Regions from separate parts of the Homo sapiens genome. Here region 2 is linked to region 1. Evidence: chromatin loops called from intact Hi-C (ENCODE). Cell type or tissue: endothelial cell of umbilical vein. All regions are shown on one strand. Links, peaks and the distances in the headings refer to the core of each region. The heading gives the core; the rest is flanking DNA.

Region 1 (8,145 bases), core at 1,023-6,022:
CAGCTTAAATGGAATCGTGGTCTCTTCCTACAGGAATCTAGATTTTTTGGAAAACCTGCCTTTGGGATCTAGCTAGGCTATGTATTAGCGTTCTTAAGCTATTCATTCTCCATATTTGTGAAATGATACAAAAAAATCCTGCTTACCTCACTGTGTTGTCATGAAAACTAAAAAGAGCTGAACCCATGTGAGATCTTTATGTCATTCCCTCGAAGAGGTATGTGAATGATAGAATTAAAGTGCTAGCCTTCCCTAAGTTTTGTATGTCTTGGTATACATTGAAGGTTCTTAGCTAAAGGGATGAGATTCTGACAGTGGAATTCCAAGCATCAGCCAGAATTGGGTGGGAAAACCTTTCCTGCATTCTCATGAGCTCTGCAGATAGTCTTTATTGTTTTTAAACCCAGCCGTTTAATCAGACCTCAAGGAGGCTTTTCTATTGGAGCTTACAGACTTGTCCAAACTAAAAAGAATATCTAAACCTGGAGGAGGGGGATGTAGGAGGGAGAATGAGTAAGAAAATGTTTTGTTAATGAATAAAGATCCTGTATTTCATTCCTGAAAGCTCTCACTTTGCTTTAGGACCATCAGCAGAAGCACAGAGCTAGCTTAATAAGCTGTAGGACGTGAAAAAGTCACTGGTAGGTCCAGGGAAGTTCTCAGCTGAAGGGGACCCTGGGGAATTGTCCAGTCCACCCCCAGCCCTACCTTGCAACCAGACAAATGAAGCTGTCTGCTAGAAAATCTGGAGATACCCTTTCACATTTCCACAATGACAAAGTTGTGTGTGGGAGTCCCCAGGAATCATTTATAACTGAAAGAAAAGGAAAAGCCACCTTCAAACTCCAGTTCCAATAGACCTGAGATCTTTCCGGAAACCCAAAGGAACTGCCTCATTTGGTTTTCCCAGAGAATATGAACAACAGATCAAACTAATCCAACCTAGTGGAAGAAGGATCTGTAGAGTTTGGGCTAATTTCTTAGTAATATTCAGCTGCAGCCACTTCCCTTCTGTTTAATTTTCACGTATCTTAGTGCTTGAATTCGTAATTCATACCCTTGTTTTGAATTCCCACTACCAACAGATTCCATAAGGCCATTCATGTCAAACACCCTCCAAACAGTTCCAAGAAAAGGACTGAGCTAGAATTCTTTTCTGAACAGTCAGAGGGGCTATGGACCTGGTTTATATGAGTAGCATGTTCTCATAACCCCCAAATCCTTGACAGACATTCCAGGGACATGGCCACTTCTGCCATGTAGCCACCATTTCAATCAGGCCTCCTCAAACAACTTACTCCTAATTTCTACAATATGTAGGTGGCAACTGTAGCCCAACGGGTGTCCGTAGATACAAACCAAAGCTGGCTAAAACCATGTCTGGAAAGCTGACAAATTTCCAGGCAATCTACCCTGAGCAGCAGACAGAAATAAAAGAGCTGGTAAGAAGAGAAACAGACATATAATATAACAGAGTTTCCTGAAATTCATTATACCAAACTTCCAGGATAGATCAAGGAATTGGACCTAATTCTGCCCTGATTATTTTGGGTATGTCATTATCAATGTTGCAGAAACATTTTTAAGCCACTGTCTATCAACAATTTGATGAAAAAAAAAAAACTAACATTTCACGAGTAATGTTGAGTGCACAGTGATTTTGAAAGAATCACTATTAGTAAACTAAACAGCACTCTAAATAAAGAAAATGACTGCTGTTAAGACATACTGTCTGAGAATTCTCAGGAAGAACACCACAACGCTAACTCTGCTGTATATAAGAAATTATTCCAGTATGCATTTGAGTAATTCTGCATTTTAATTTAACCCTTTGAAACATTAATCAAACCATGGCTAATTATAGGAATTAAGGAATTAAACGATGGAATCTTCTAAAAGATATTATTTAAAAGGCAGTTTATACAATTACTTGTATAGATGTTTGCTTTAAAGAGGAAAACAGTTCTACTGTAATGAAAAGGGTCTTAGAAAATTAAATTAACAAGGGGGGACCAGGCTGATATGAAACTAAATTAGCATCAAATGCAAATTACAGGGTACTTAATGGTAGAAACAGGTGCAGAGAAGAACCCTAAATGAGATAAATGAATAAAACATCCCTCTCCACAAATGTGGAAGCTGACACAAAGTCAATGATATGAATAATTCAGCAGCCTCCACACTGCTGTTGAGGTCAGCCTGCCTTGACCTTTGAAACAGGAAGTAAAATTCAGTTCAAATTTGAGTGACTAGAAATATAACAGTCATTTGTTTTTTATATTAAAAAATCAACAGAATTTTTTAAAAATACAAATACAGAAAATATAAAATAGAATTACAGTTTGAACTAGAGACATTATACAATCAAAGTACTTAGTAAACAAACAAAATAATTTGATAAGATTTTACCCAAACCATACTTCAATATGGAAATCCTAAAAATAAAAATAATTAAAAACATATATACCAGTGCTCAGCTTAATGAAACTCCCTGTGAGAATAAATTTTTAAATCGTTATCCTTTCTTCAAAGTATTTTGTTGTGTTGCTATCAATGTAAAAAAAGCATGTCATAATTTTTAAAAGCCACATATTCTTATTAGTAATGCAAAATAATTTCTCATATTTGAAAGATAAAATTTGGTTAAACTAGATTTTTAAAAATCTATGTAAAGTTGCTATTTTTTAATTCTTCAATTCCTGATTGAATAAATACTGCATCCTCCAAAACTATTCACCTTAGAAAAATGCAACCTAGGTTCTAAAAACAAACTATTCTCATAACCGAATATCTATTGTGGTTTTACGTGTCTTTTATCCTTTTTTTTTCTTTTTGCATGCTTCAAAAGTATTTTGTACAGTCAAATAGTGAAAGTACTCTCCTCATTTCAAATTGAATTTAGTGCTGTTAGAGATTAACAGGGTATGACAACAAACCAATTTCTACAAGCTAGAAAGACAGCAAAATATATATGGTATATCACCCTCGTCCTTATTTTACAGGATGGCATAAAAGATGTTTGATAATAGCAGTTATCTCTGCCCTCCAATTGGTTCTATTAAGGGGACCCACAACTTGGCTATCTACCTTTCATCTATCTACTGTGCTTGTCAGATAAAAGATTATGTTGAAAGATGAGCTTAATTTTATTTTCTAGATTTAGAGAGGGTTAAAGCTACATACACACACACACACACACACACACACACACACACACACATACCCCTCAGCCATCTATGAGAGAGCAGTGGTAAACTAGGTCTATGATTGTAATCACTGTAGGAAGAAGTTTGAGAAATGTTCCTTCCAAACCGGAGTGTTTAGTTGAGGCAAAATTAAAGATGCAGGGTGTGCTGGGTATTTCTTAATTATTATTATTATTATTATCATATCTGCTAAATCACTCCTCGCTCGACATTTAATACAGGGTGATAGACAAAACACTGCTGATTTGGGGTTTGCCATAATGACTGACCTGAGCAAAGGCTTTGTGTACAAAGTGGCTCCCCATTAAATAAGGGCTCTGTGGAACCAGCTGGTTCTCATTTTGAAACAACCGGTTTCTGTATCCCCAAGTGCTAAAGAAAATAATCCCTGCCATCTATGACTGCACACTTTCACAGAGGCAGCAACGAGAATTTGATTGTGGAGATAATTAAAGTCATTCCTGGAACTTCCAAGAAAAAAAAAAAGGTGGAAAGAGGTGGGGTAGAAAGAAAGAATAGTCAATGATAGTGTTTAAAATTAAACTATGACAAATCATTTTGAGTGGAGAAGAGGGAGGAGGAGCCCCCGCCCTTTATGGAATTCAGTTGAAACAGCTCTGTTTTCTTCCCCACTCGGCTGCTCCAGAGGGAGGTCCGAGATGCGATTAGTCAGGGCGACGGCCCCCAGTGTCCGGCTCGGAAGCCGAAGAATCGAAACATGGCTCAAGAAGCTACTTGTCACTGATGACACATCACAATGAGATTGTTTTGTTTTTTTTTTTTTTACGTTTCAATCCTAAATAAAATAGCCGCGGAGGAATCTAACTGGACTCTTCAACAAACATTCTTTCCTAGTTGATCTGAAATGCTGAGGTTAGTTTAATATAATATTAAGAAAAAAAAGAGTGTATCAGACATTCAGAGACACTCATCTTTCAATCTTGAGGAGAGCTTATTCTTTTATTATTTTTTGAATGCTACATTGTTCTACAATAAGAATCCATGTTCAAATAGCCTGAATGACATTCAGCTGAACCTACGTTCCCTGCCTGCCTACATTATTTCATAAGCTTTTGGGAAAAAACTAAAATATGTGTAATCTGTCTGTCTGCGCTATCTGCCTTTAACAGGAAGAAGAGATGGGCTCAATGAGGACGACTCACGGCCTCTCAATTAACCTGATTAGTTCAGCACATTGCTCTCATGAATGACACCTTATCTTAAAATAAGGGAGAACTTCCTTCCTCGAGTAGACACAGGAGCCCCCTAAAGCCACAAAGATGCAGCCTATCAAATGTGAGGGCCTCTGCTTCTCCTCCCTCTTCCCAGCTCGCAGGTCAGAGAGACTAGCAGGCCAGGCGCCTGATTGGATTTTGTGTCCTAAGGACAGAAGGCAAGCTCCCGTCTGCCCAGGTGGCCTTGGAGAAGGCTGGGGAAAGGGATGCCCTGTGGGTAACTTCAAGCCCCTTCTTTCAGAGTCAACCAGGCACATGATGGGATTGGGGGTGGGGGACAGGAAGATTGGGGAGGGGGAGGGAGGGAAAGAGAATTCATTAACCCTTCAATCTCCAGAGTATCAGGTCAATGCTATACCTGCCTGAAAGAAAAACTGGTGAATTCTGAAGTCTTCTAATAGTATATAAAACAAAGGCGCTGCTTGCACAGGGGTCTTTCTAACACTGATTTCGCGTTTGACATAATAGAGGATGGCTGAATTTTTGCCCTGCAAAAATCAAGCCTTCTCCCAAACTCTCTGAAATCTGGTGGTTTGCAAAGGATGCCACATATATATGTTTTTACAAAATAAGAAATTCCCATTATCATGTGTAATACACATAGTTAATAGAATATATTCTTGAAAATATGCTTTGTGAGAATGTCAACAGCAGAGATTTTCACTTGTCTGCTCTGTGATTTACTTGATCAATTAAACAGTTAGGCAATGAGGAGATTTGCATGGTAATCGTGTGAAGATTAACATTTTTAAGTGTAACAAATTTAATATTTTATCTTACATTTTCTGTTCCTCATCATTCTTTAATGGCAGTGCCATTTCACTTTATTGTGTAGTTATAACAAGCTTGTCTTTAGACAGAGAGATGAGACCACCAGATTCAACAACTGCATTTCTAGTTCCTGTCATTCCTTCTTTTCACAAAAACAAGCCCTAAGCATCTAGTACACAGGAGGGAGGCACTGTGCTCAACGTAGTCACTGCCCTCTTAGGCTTACAACCTACCCTCCAAAGCGCTCATCTACCTGCCTGTGCTCAGCAATACCACAAACAGCTAAAATTAGAATTCCATAGTTGGAAAGGGTCTTAGAGATCTCTTCCTTCAGTCTTAACCAACATGTAGACTGCCTCAGAAGAGTGCAATAAAGCCGTGGAATTTGCCCAAGTTCGATACCTCTGGGTATGAGCTAAAAGGTGACTTTAACCCGGGGATATTTTTCTTCTGCATCATGATCCCAGTGTAAAATGGCATTCTTCTATTTTTAAAACATATATATCAATATATTCTTTGTTTATACTTGCTATTACTATTCCAACTATTTTTGGGGGACTGGGGGCAGAGATCAACCCTGAGACACTGAGAAAGCTGCATGAAGCCAGGAACTATGTTTGTCTTTTTCACTGTTATACCCCCAACCCTGAAAACAGTGCATGACATATAATAGAGGCTTAATAAATATTTGTGGAAACAAAACAATGAATGAGTCTTTATCTAAGGAGACTTAGCTACCATGATTAACTTCAGTAAGGTAATTGTGCTCAAAGGAAGTCCCATGGCAATGATCACATTAAGAATGAAAATCCACATGGAATATACGATGCTCAAATTGCAAGAGCTACCTGATTTTAAGCACCTGTTATGTGCCAAGCCCAGTGCTAGGTGTTTCAATCCTCACAACGCTTCAAAATAGAAGTGACTTTTCCCATTTTGAAGATGAGAAAACTGAGCCCCCTGAGGCTCAGCTACTAATAAGTAGCTGTGGAGGAACTGGATCCCTTAGCCAATGCACTCCAAAATCTATGCCTTTGCCATCATACTGTGCCTTCTCCCAGATTTCTGTATGGATTACTGATGTTTTTTTCAAGCAAATACACAATCAAATTAAATGAGGACATAAGAACTCAAACATTGCTCCAGCAATGAGTACAATAAACAGTGTCACATATGTATATATGCATATATGTGTGTGTATATATATGTGTTTATATATATGTGTGTGTATATATACATATAAAATCCTGAAAGTTAATTGTGACATCAACTAAGAAAGCTGGCTTGGTAAATAGGTTTAGAGTAATACATGAAAATGTGCTGTGGATAGCAAGAAAAATGAAATAAAAGAGACATTATGAAATACTGAAAACAGTGTTTTTAGCTGAGCAATTGAGAAAAGGGAAAAAAATCAGTCTGGGAGATAGGAGATGTGGAGTTTCTAATCACTTGCTTTGTCACCAATAAAGTGGATAGTTCCTTAGGCTGTGTGCCTCAGTTTACAGATCTGTCAAATGGAGTCAATTTGTGCAAAGAGAATTTTCTGAGATGGTATACCCCGACGTGCTCTAAAACGCTGGAAGTGCCATTTAGGTGTAAGCTACTATTAAACTCACAGTGATCAGGGGTTTTGCTTGCTTTGTTTTAAGGTGCTCATAGACCAGGATTCAGATGCTGGTCTTCACGAGCCAGATCAGGGCACTCCCATTTCTACAGCTACAGGAAGAACAACTCAGTGTTTAAAACCATATTCTGAGACATATCCCATATATCTAACATTAGAATCTGGCTTTAGGAAAACAACAAGACTGTGTAGAGAAACATGGGTTTTCAACTGTTGGTAACAGCTTCAAAGATAACCAGGTGAACCCTTAACCAACTTTCTTTTCTAAAGAACTTTTTAAAAAATGAAAAAGAGACTGCTCTCTTTTCATCTTTTTTTTTTTTTTTTTTTTTTTTTGGTCTCTGTAGAGTATGTGCGTGTGTGTATGTGCGTATGTGTGTGGTGTGTGTAGCTAAACCTGATGCAGGTCCATAGTTCTTCAAATTAACTTTCCATTCTGTGAGGGGGCTTCAGCCAATAGTGCACCCAAGAGTGTTAAAAGTGATATTTTCAGATATTACTAACAGATCAGAATACTTATGAACGAGAAGCACATTAAAAACAGGTGGGGAAAATCTCAGTAGTTTACCTCTGGAAAACAATAAATAAATTGCAAGCAGCATGACTGTCTGATATTCAGGTGGAGTAATAAAGAGCTTTAGTCAAATCATGGTTGCTTCAGGAAGGTGGAGGAGGGAACAACCTTTTGACCATTAGAAAAGTTACCCAGCTGGGCTCCTGACTCCTCGGCATGCACCAGCAGAGTCTAAGTCGCGTGCACCACCCGGCAAAGGCGGAGAATTCACGGCACTGGCGGGGAGCAGCACCACATCAAAAAGCAGCAGCTGATGTCATGAAACAAAATACCCTATCATTTTACTTTGATAATTTTCAATTCATCAATTAAAAAAGAAAAGAAAAAAAGTTATTTCAGCCTTGAAGATGTCATGTCCTGAGCCCCAGTGTTCACACCCTACAGAAGGGCTCTTCCTACCCACACATGGTATCAATATTAAGTTAATTGAGCAGCAAATGAGCAAAAAAGTTCTTGAGGGATTCTTGATATTGATTAAAAGGACATTAAAAAAAAAACCCACCACAACCTTTACATGAACCAAAATTTGAGAATGTCGCCAAAGCCCCATAAAATATGTATAATAGTGACAGTGTCCAGATTAAAAATGTACATGGGCAGCTTGATTACTATTTTCTGGTTTTTTCCCTGCCCTGGCTCTGAAAGTGTTAAAGAAAACAATAAAAGAACAAGTGAGTGTACAGGGTAGGATTTACTGGCATTTACTTTTAATCTATGGCCCTTCACTCTGTAGCT
Region 2 (8,145 bases), core at 1,676-6,675, 59 kb before region 1:
AGAATCTGGAATAGACAGGTATTCGATACATAACGTTGAATAAGCAAATGAATGCACTAAGTGTCTGAACTACTTCAGCTTCCGAAAACTTCAATCATTTGTCTATCATTTTACCAACCCACCTACCGCCCTTATTGTCATTTACTTAATAACTTTTCTTTAAATTGACTAGCTATTTTCAGCAAAATTATTCTAAAAGGAAACTATATGTAGAAAACCATTCAACTGAAGGGAAGCACAAAAGTAGGCATATAATTATTAAATTCAAAATGCCTGTGTATCTCCTGAAATCATCTCACAGGCCAGCACCGGTGCTTTTACTGGTAGCTTACCACACTTTGGGAAGTGCTATTGACTTGATCAAACAGATCTTTGATTCCCCAACTGTGCCGGATCGCGATGTATATTATGTATGCTTTTCACCTAGTACTGAAAAATACCCACAACCTGAAGAGTTTAGTGCCTACACCCAAAGCATTTCTCTGTCATGGAAGCTTCAAAGGTTCAGTCCGAATACCACACTTCTCAAATTGCAGTGAATGAACCTCAAGCACACACAAGAGTTTTTGTGTTTCATTTTCTCTTTGAAAGAAAAAAAAAAATCTGACAGAAAAAGAAACAGAATGAAAGCCATATTGATGGCTCTTACCCAGAGACTCCACTCTGGGATGAAGCTATGCTGCAGCCTGAAACACTGGCAATTCCTAAGAGTGTATAATGCCCCAAAAACAGAAAATGTGACCAATAGTTGTTCCAAGCAACGGAGACATAACTTCAAAAGCATTAGTACTTATAATTAGTTTCCATAAAAATCCCAAATTTTCTTCACTTCAACCAAGACAGGTTTCTTCTTTAAGACAAACTACTTTCGAATAAGTTGTTAAGTCTTTTAGAGAACTCCTTACATCCAGTTAAAGGATCTGTCTTCAAATCTTTTTCTCTCTCTTGGCTAAGCGGGAACATGAGATGTTTTCAGTTAGAGAACAGAAAGCTTTCCAAGCATTTGTGAGAAATTGGTGGGTTTTGCCTCTTAAAATGCTGTAACTATACACAAATATTTTAAATCTATTCCAAGTGGCAAGTTTTCAGGATTATAAACAGAGAACTGATCAGTGTGTTCCAATGTTGACATGGTAAAAATGAAAACTAAGTTCAGCAGTTGCTGATGGTCTCAAAATTATGCTATCCACTGATCCGTAGTGTATTTTTTTCTTTCTTCTTTGAAATGAAGCACAAAGATTCAATAAGAAATAAAAACCTACTGACATTTTAACGAAGCCTCTATCCACCATTACAGACAGACATACATATAGAAAAATAAGCATTAAAACTTTATTGTAAGAATAATGGTATCCAACTCTTTTCCTACTGTTCACTTTTTCTGCTGTTTTGCTACAGAAAGCTGTTGATACATCCATCACTGGCATTTTTGAGAGACAGTATTGTGTGGAGCAGCAGTTCTCAAATGTGCTCCTGCAGAAATCTGAATGTCTCTGAGTCTCTTTTATGGGCCATGGGGTGAAAACTATTTTCCTTATAATACTACTGACCTGACATTTGTGCTGAAGGTGCAAAAGCAATGATAGATGAAGCAATTCATGCCTTGTGAAAATCATGGCAATCATGCCAAACCGTACTCACTAATCATTGTATTCTTCTCCATCACACACTTGCAGTACAGACACACACACACACAAACACAAAGCATCAAAGCCACTTCATTTAAGAATGTTGTTGAAGTAATAAAACTACTAATTTTATTAAACTTTTTTAAATATTAAATTTTATTAAATCTTGACCCTCCTTACATCTTCGTAGTATTCTTTGAGATAAAATGATAAAATGAGTAATACAGATAAAGCTTTTCACTGCATACCAAAAAGTACAATGGTCATGTCCAGATAAAGCATTTGTGCAACTGTCTGAGTTGCAAGCTGAAGTAGTTATTTTCTGTTTTGTTTTGATTTTTCCATAGAACAGCATTTTTACTTGAAAATACAACTGACAAACTATGGCTTTTCAAACTTGTGTATTGCAAACATTTTCTCAAAAAGTAAGACTGTCACTTCAAAGAAAACTATTGACAGCAGGTGTTGCCAATAATAAAATTCACCTTTCAAGTAAAAATTAGAATTTTGGAAAACCTGGGTCCACAACTATGAGATTGGCAGCTCTCCAATACCTTTTCTGATGAGATCAATGGTGATATTAATGAACATAAATCGTTGATATTGTCTAACAAAGTATGTCACATAACTCAATGAACATAACTCAGTGAACCAATATTTTTCAAATGACCAATGAGTGATGTTACAAAATGATGATGGGTAAAAGACCTATTCATAGTGAAAGATATACCAATGTATTTTAATGTAAGGAGTTAAAAAATTCATTGATATTGTTTCAGGTATCACACAACTAACTTTTGAGAAACTTGTTAAGTTTTGGTGTGGTATCAAAGAAGAATAGTCACAGCTATCTGAAAAATAACAATTAAAATACTCCTCTTTTTTTCCAACTATATATATTTATGAAGCTGGGTTTCCTTCATATACTTTAATCAAAATGACATCCAGGAACAGAATGTAGAAGCAAATATGAGAATACTGTATTCTATTAAAAGTCAGACAATGTAAAAATGTAAAACCATGCCATTCTTCTAACTAAATGTTTTTGTTTCAGAACATGGAGTTATTTTATCATTATAAACTGTGTTTATGTTAACATGTGATGGGGTTGCTATTGTTATTTTTAAATGAGTAAGAAAGAAATTTTTTTTAATTTCTCATTTTAATTTATAAGACAGTAAATATGGATAGACATAAGCCACATCCACAAAATTTCTTTAAATCTTCAACAATTTTTAAAAGTGTAAAGGAGTCTGAGGCCAAAAGATTTCAAAATCACTGGTCTAGCATTGAAGAGACTGGAATCTGTAGTTAAGAAAGATCCACAAATTATGACTCAACCATTCACTGACTGTGTGACCCCTGGTGCAAATCATTTCATCCCTCTGAGCCTCAGTTTGCTTATCTGTAAAAGAAACGATATTCCCCCACCTCACAAGGCTGTTATGAGTCCTTAACACATACTAACCCCCTCTAATAATTGCTAGCTTCTGATATTACCTTCATCTTGTCCTTTTTGGCCAACTTATTAAGTTGACACTAAAGTTGTTTAGATTTTTAAGGAGAGGATAAAGTGCCCTCCCCAAAACAGATGAAGGTTCCTCCTCTCAGGGGCTATAGGACCACATAGCTGTTAAGCCTGAGTCACAGTTCACCACAATATTGTTTGATACAGTGATTTCACCAGGGCTTAGTTAATCTCCTTACCAACCTGTTCCTCAGGAGAGTGGGAGCTAAACATGGGAGAAAATTCTATCATTTCCTGAGGCCACCAAAGTATTTTTCATTATCACCCGTGTGTGTGTGTTTGTGTGTGTGTGTGCCTGCGTGCACGCATGTGTGTATGTGTTTAAGCTATGGTGGGTGCTCAGAGTAGCATAAAACCAATTACTTCTAATTCAATTTTGTAATGGTTGCAGGGTTCCAATACAGTTGTTGTACATAATCTCTGAAACTTTTTGCCATGATCTTAGGGAAAGACAACAGCCCAGTAGAATAAGGTGAGAAATAAAAGAAACCACCCTCCCCCAAGCCTTTTTTTTTTTTTTTTCATTTTCCATTTACTCTTCAAGTCCTGTGGGATAGGTACACAAAGTACAAAAATAATCATTTCTCAATTTTCCCCTATTACTTTTTCCATAATTTGAAAACATAAAGCTCTTTCCACTGGCTGCCTTTCTAATTCTCCTTTCTATTCCTATTCCAGTGCAAAAGTATTTTGCCAATGAAAGTGCTATAAACAGCCATGCCCTCACTGAAAAAGGCAATATGCCGTTAGCCTGACATATACCTCGCTTTTCCGCTCATTGTCAACACAGTGATTGATGGTGTAGTTCATTAATGTGAGACGATTGTCAGCTTTTCCTGAATAAATATAAAAAGAAACAAAGAAATCTCCACCCTTTTCAAGCCAGAGTGAATTATTTCCTATTTTCCAGGCTTATGTTTAAAAATCCATAGGGCATTCATCTTACAGTAAATAATGAACATACCCTTTAATGGAAGAAATTTTAGTTTGAGTTCAAGGCTGACATAGTTTTTATATATATAGAAAAGGAGGAAGGAGTGCTATTCAAAGGATGAAGCCATATAGGCACCTAAAATTGTACTTGAAAGCAGTACTTCATCTTTAGTATACATAGTCATGTAAAATGTAAGAAATTATCACCTTTGGAAATCTGTAAAGTAAAAAGGATCTGTCATGTGCTAAACTAAAATGTAACAAGAATCATAAGGAAAGAAAGCAATAGAGTGGATGGAGAGCTAGAGGACTAATTTGCAGCTGTGTAGGAAAGTTGATTAAAATCGGTGCACATCAAAAGGAAGTTTTGTGAAAATAATCAAAACAGATTTTCCTTTCGATCACTCTTTACTCATGATGCAAGTTTGGGATGCTTCTACTGCCAGATACATTTATATATATAAGCTCAAGAAAGGTAAGATCTTGGTTCCATTTGCCCTTTTATCAAGGGTTATTGCTGCTGTGACTTTTCTCTGCACTGGCATCTTTATCTTTCTGTCTGTTTGAACTGCTTTAATTGGCTCTTTGCTAACTCTGTTAGTCACAAGATCAACAAACATCACTGGGTGTGTCTTGCTTTTAGCTTTGGTGTACAAAAAGCAACAGCCGAAACAAAAACATCCCCATACATATGGCACCCACAAGCTGATGAACATGCAGTGTCTCACTCTGGGCATTCTGTTCCTGTACAGATTTTCTTGGGTGGTAATGTGCTAATGACAATAATAATTTATTCTGAAGATGTGCTAAATTTCTTGAGTTGAATTGTGAAGTATTTTGAATACCACTAGAAGGCACAGGAAACACAACTGCAGGAAAAAAAAAAAAAAACTGGCATTCTGCCACCACTTGAAGATTTAATCTGATTGTAATAGAAGGTGATTATTGAGGACTAACCAGAAGACCTTGGATGATTTCCTCTTAAAATGACAGCTTGCCTGTGTATTGTGCATTCTTAGAGCACATATGCACGGATCTGTTTTCAGAATGTTCTAATTCTTAGCAATATAGGCAGAGGGACTCAAAGCGTGACAACAGCTTACATTCATTGAGGACTGAGCACATGCCCACAAGCCATGTGCTCAAACTTCATGAATCTCACCTGGCTCAATCCACACTTCAGCTCTAGTAGGTGTGATCTATCACTGCTCCCGTTCTAAAGATGAGGAAGATGGAGCTAAGATTACACAAGTGGCTCCTTTGAGATCATGGATGAGTAAGTGGTGTAGTCAGGGTTCTCACCCAGCCCTGCCTGACTGCAAAGCCAGAACTGTGAGACACTAAAATGTTGGGAGAATTTCTATCAAGGAAAATGGCAATCATCATTTGGCTTTAAAATGCTTCTCAGTGGGCTGGGCACAGTGCCTCACAGCTGAAATCCCAGCACATTGGGAGGCCAAGGTGGGCGGATCACTTGAAGTTGGAAGTTTGAGACCAGCCTGGGCAACATGGTGAAACCCCGTCTCTACTAAAAATACAAAAATTAGCCAGGCATGGTGGCAGGTGCCTGTAATCCCAGCTACTTAGGAGGCTGAGGCAGGAGAATCACTTGAACCCAAAGGCAGAGGTTGCAGTGATCCAAGATCACACCACTGCTCTCCCGCCTGGGTGACAAGAGCGAGACTCCATCTCCAAAAAAAAAAAAAAAAACTGCTTCTCAGTGATATCAAATTTGAGGTCTCATTTCCTCCTCACTCTGACTATATTAAGTCAGCAAAGCACATACTATTATGTTCCTTTTACAGATAAGAAAAACAAAGTCCAGGGAGGCTACAGGACTATCTTAAGGTTCAACAGCTCTGACTTACAGGACCTGGGACCAGAATTCGGGTCTTTCCAGAACACTATCATTTTGCTATAAAGTAGCAAACCAAAAAGACAGAGAGGTAGTAGGTAGGTAGGTAGGTAGGTAGGTAGGTAGGTAGATAATCAAAGTCTTTCAGAGTCACTGAGTAGAAAGGTAGTTATTGCTGCCATATTTCAATTTACAACTGCTTAGCTTGTTCTATAATGAATTCCATGTTTCCCTACTAGCTGCCAAGTAGGGAACTGTGCTCTGGAAGTCTCTGCATCCACTGAATGTCACATTATCTCAATAGCTTCAGGTGATAAGATCCTGGATTCTTCATGGTGAAGGAAGGCTAAGAGTCTTGATAAGCTTGAGGTGGAAGTGGCAATGCTGCTTGAAATTTACAGCCAGACTTACCATCATGGGAAACTCTTCCTGTAAGAAGCCAGCCAGCAATATATCTGCCCATACTTCTCAAACAGTCATAGCAACACTCCCAGCATGTCACGGAATAATAAAAACCAGTTGTGAGGAATGGAGAATTTTAGAGAGAGAAAAGTGCCCTTCAACAAACTCTAGGCTTTACACGTTACCATGACCCAAAGACTGCAATAGAAAAGTTCCCATGGCTTAACAGCAAATTTAGATGGACAAGCTTTCTGGAATCTGCCGGGGCTAGACCTTGACATTCATCCAGAACATCCCACAAGGGAGGAAACAACCCACAAGAGCAGTAAATTTCTTAATCAAATCTCAAAAGTGCCCCCAATTAATAACACTACTCACTTTTAGGATTTTAATACCAGAGAATGAAGCTCCACCTACTACTGCTTTGACTACAAGAACTCAACTCACAGTAGTTCACAAAGTATGTGGTCTTCCCCTAAATATTGTCAGTAAGGGAGAGTGTATGCACTTTTGCTTCTTAAAGATGTGTTGAGTTGTGGGCCAATGAGAATATAATGAACCAACACTGATAATGTACATAGAATGAATTTATTCTGTATTCCAAGGGACTCTTCCTATTTTCTCCCCAGCAAATTGAAAATGATATTTGTAACCTGATTTTAAAGCACTCTGAGTGTGCATTTCTCAGAGCTATTAACTGAGTTTGGATAGCGTTTTATATTTCTTTCCTGTACATTTATTATAGGACATCCAGGAGGGGGAAGAAATTAAAGATCATGAAATATCAGAGTTGTACATGCTTTTGTCTTTTCTGCATAAAAAAAACCAGAATATCAACTTTTGAAAGAAGACAAAAAATTATGATGATAGAATGCAGTGGTTCCTTAATCTTTTATGGCAGTGGACCCTTCTGAGAATTTGATAAAAGCCTCTCCCTAGGAAACTGCCTATGACTTAATAAAAAATGTTACAGCAATTTTAGAAGTTTCACTGCCCTACCCCTGAAATCTAGTCTTAAATTGCCTATAGGTTAAGCTATAGGTTAAGAATCCCTGAATTATAATATTCCCAACACCATAAAAAATCAGTTCACCTAATTGACTTTTCCTGTGTACTAACAGAATCATAGCTCATGTTTTGCTATGGCAAATTCAGTGGCTATTTAAATTTTACTGGAATCTAAACTTCCTGACCTCTCTCATCCTCTCTTCTTCCTTGGATGCATTACTCAGTTTATGGATAACGGTATAGAGGAGAATTCAATTAGAAACTCTGTCTAGAAGGCTGTTTTTGCATCTCTGCCACTTAAAACGCAGACCTTCAGAGAGGGGTTTCCCCATCAAGAGAAAACTGCATGTGTTCCCAGGACAATCAAACTGAAAGAGTTACACTTCCAAAAGATAACTGGGGCTGAAAAGGAAGGCCAGCTCTTTGGGGAGCTGGGTGATATCACAAATAATTAAGTGATAATTTCCACTGGAGTATTTAGTGGGGATGACACCATGAGTCCTTCACCCTTATCCCAGAGTGGTGGCCACTCTGTCCATTTTTACAATCTAATTTTACAATAGGTTAACTCTGGAAAGGCTAGATGGTAAAGAGGCTATAGGGGGCATATGAGTGGAACTGACCAATTTGGTCATTAGTGAGTGTGGCACTTTTATTCCTCTCTTAGAGAAGTCAAGAACCATAATCACCAAATCACAAAGCAACGTGGGAATCCGTTTCAGGTAATCCCATCTTTGACACCACCCAGAAATTAGGTTTGTAATTTCACAAACTCATATAACCAATCATAG

What was found. Hi-C counts contacts between places; a loop is a spot of excess contacts. Peaks named below come from ENCODE experiments on the same cell type or tissue, not always from the same donor. Only the 100,000 strongest peaks of a DNase experiment are listed, where the experiment ranks them.
Region 2: a loop joins it to region 1, with 1.9 times the contacts of the local background. A loop is called at or near these places in 8 of 110 quality-filtered maps.

Annotation. Positions count from the first base shown.
Region 1 is chr5:159,057,753-159,065,897 of GRCh38, forward strand. All of the region lies in intron 6 of EBF1 (EBF transcription factor 1), which reads right to left. Among named protein-coding and RNA genes, the nearest start is that of EBF1, 38 kb to the right of the region's middle. RefSeq lists an enhancer at 1,360-2,738. In endothelial cell of umbilical vein, for the core only: no CTCF peak of the experiment used is centred there; a DNase peak (open chromatin) is centred at 3,879.
Region 2 is chr5:158,998,496-159,006,640 of GRCh38, forward strand. All of the region lies in intron 6 of EBF1 (EBF transcription factor 1), which reads right to left. Among named protein-coding and RNA genes, the nearest start is that of EBF1, 97 kb to the right of the region's middle. In endothelial cell of umbilical vein, for the core only: no CTCF peak of the experiment used is centred there; a DNase peak (open chromatin) is centred at 3,936; H3K27me3 peaks cover 344 bases.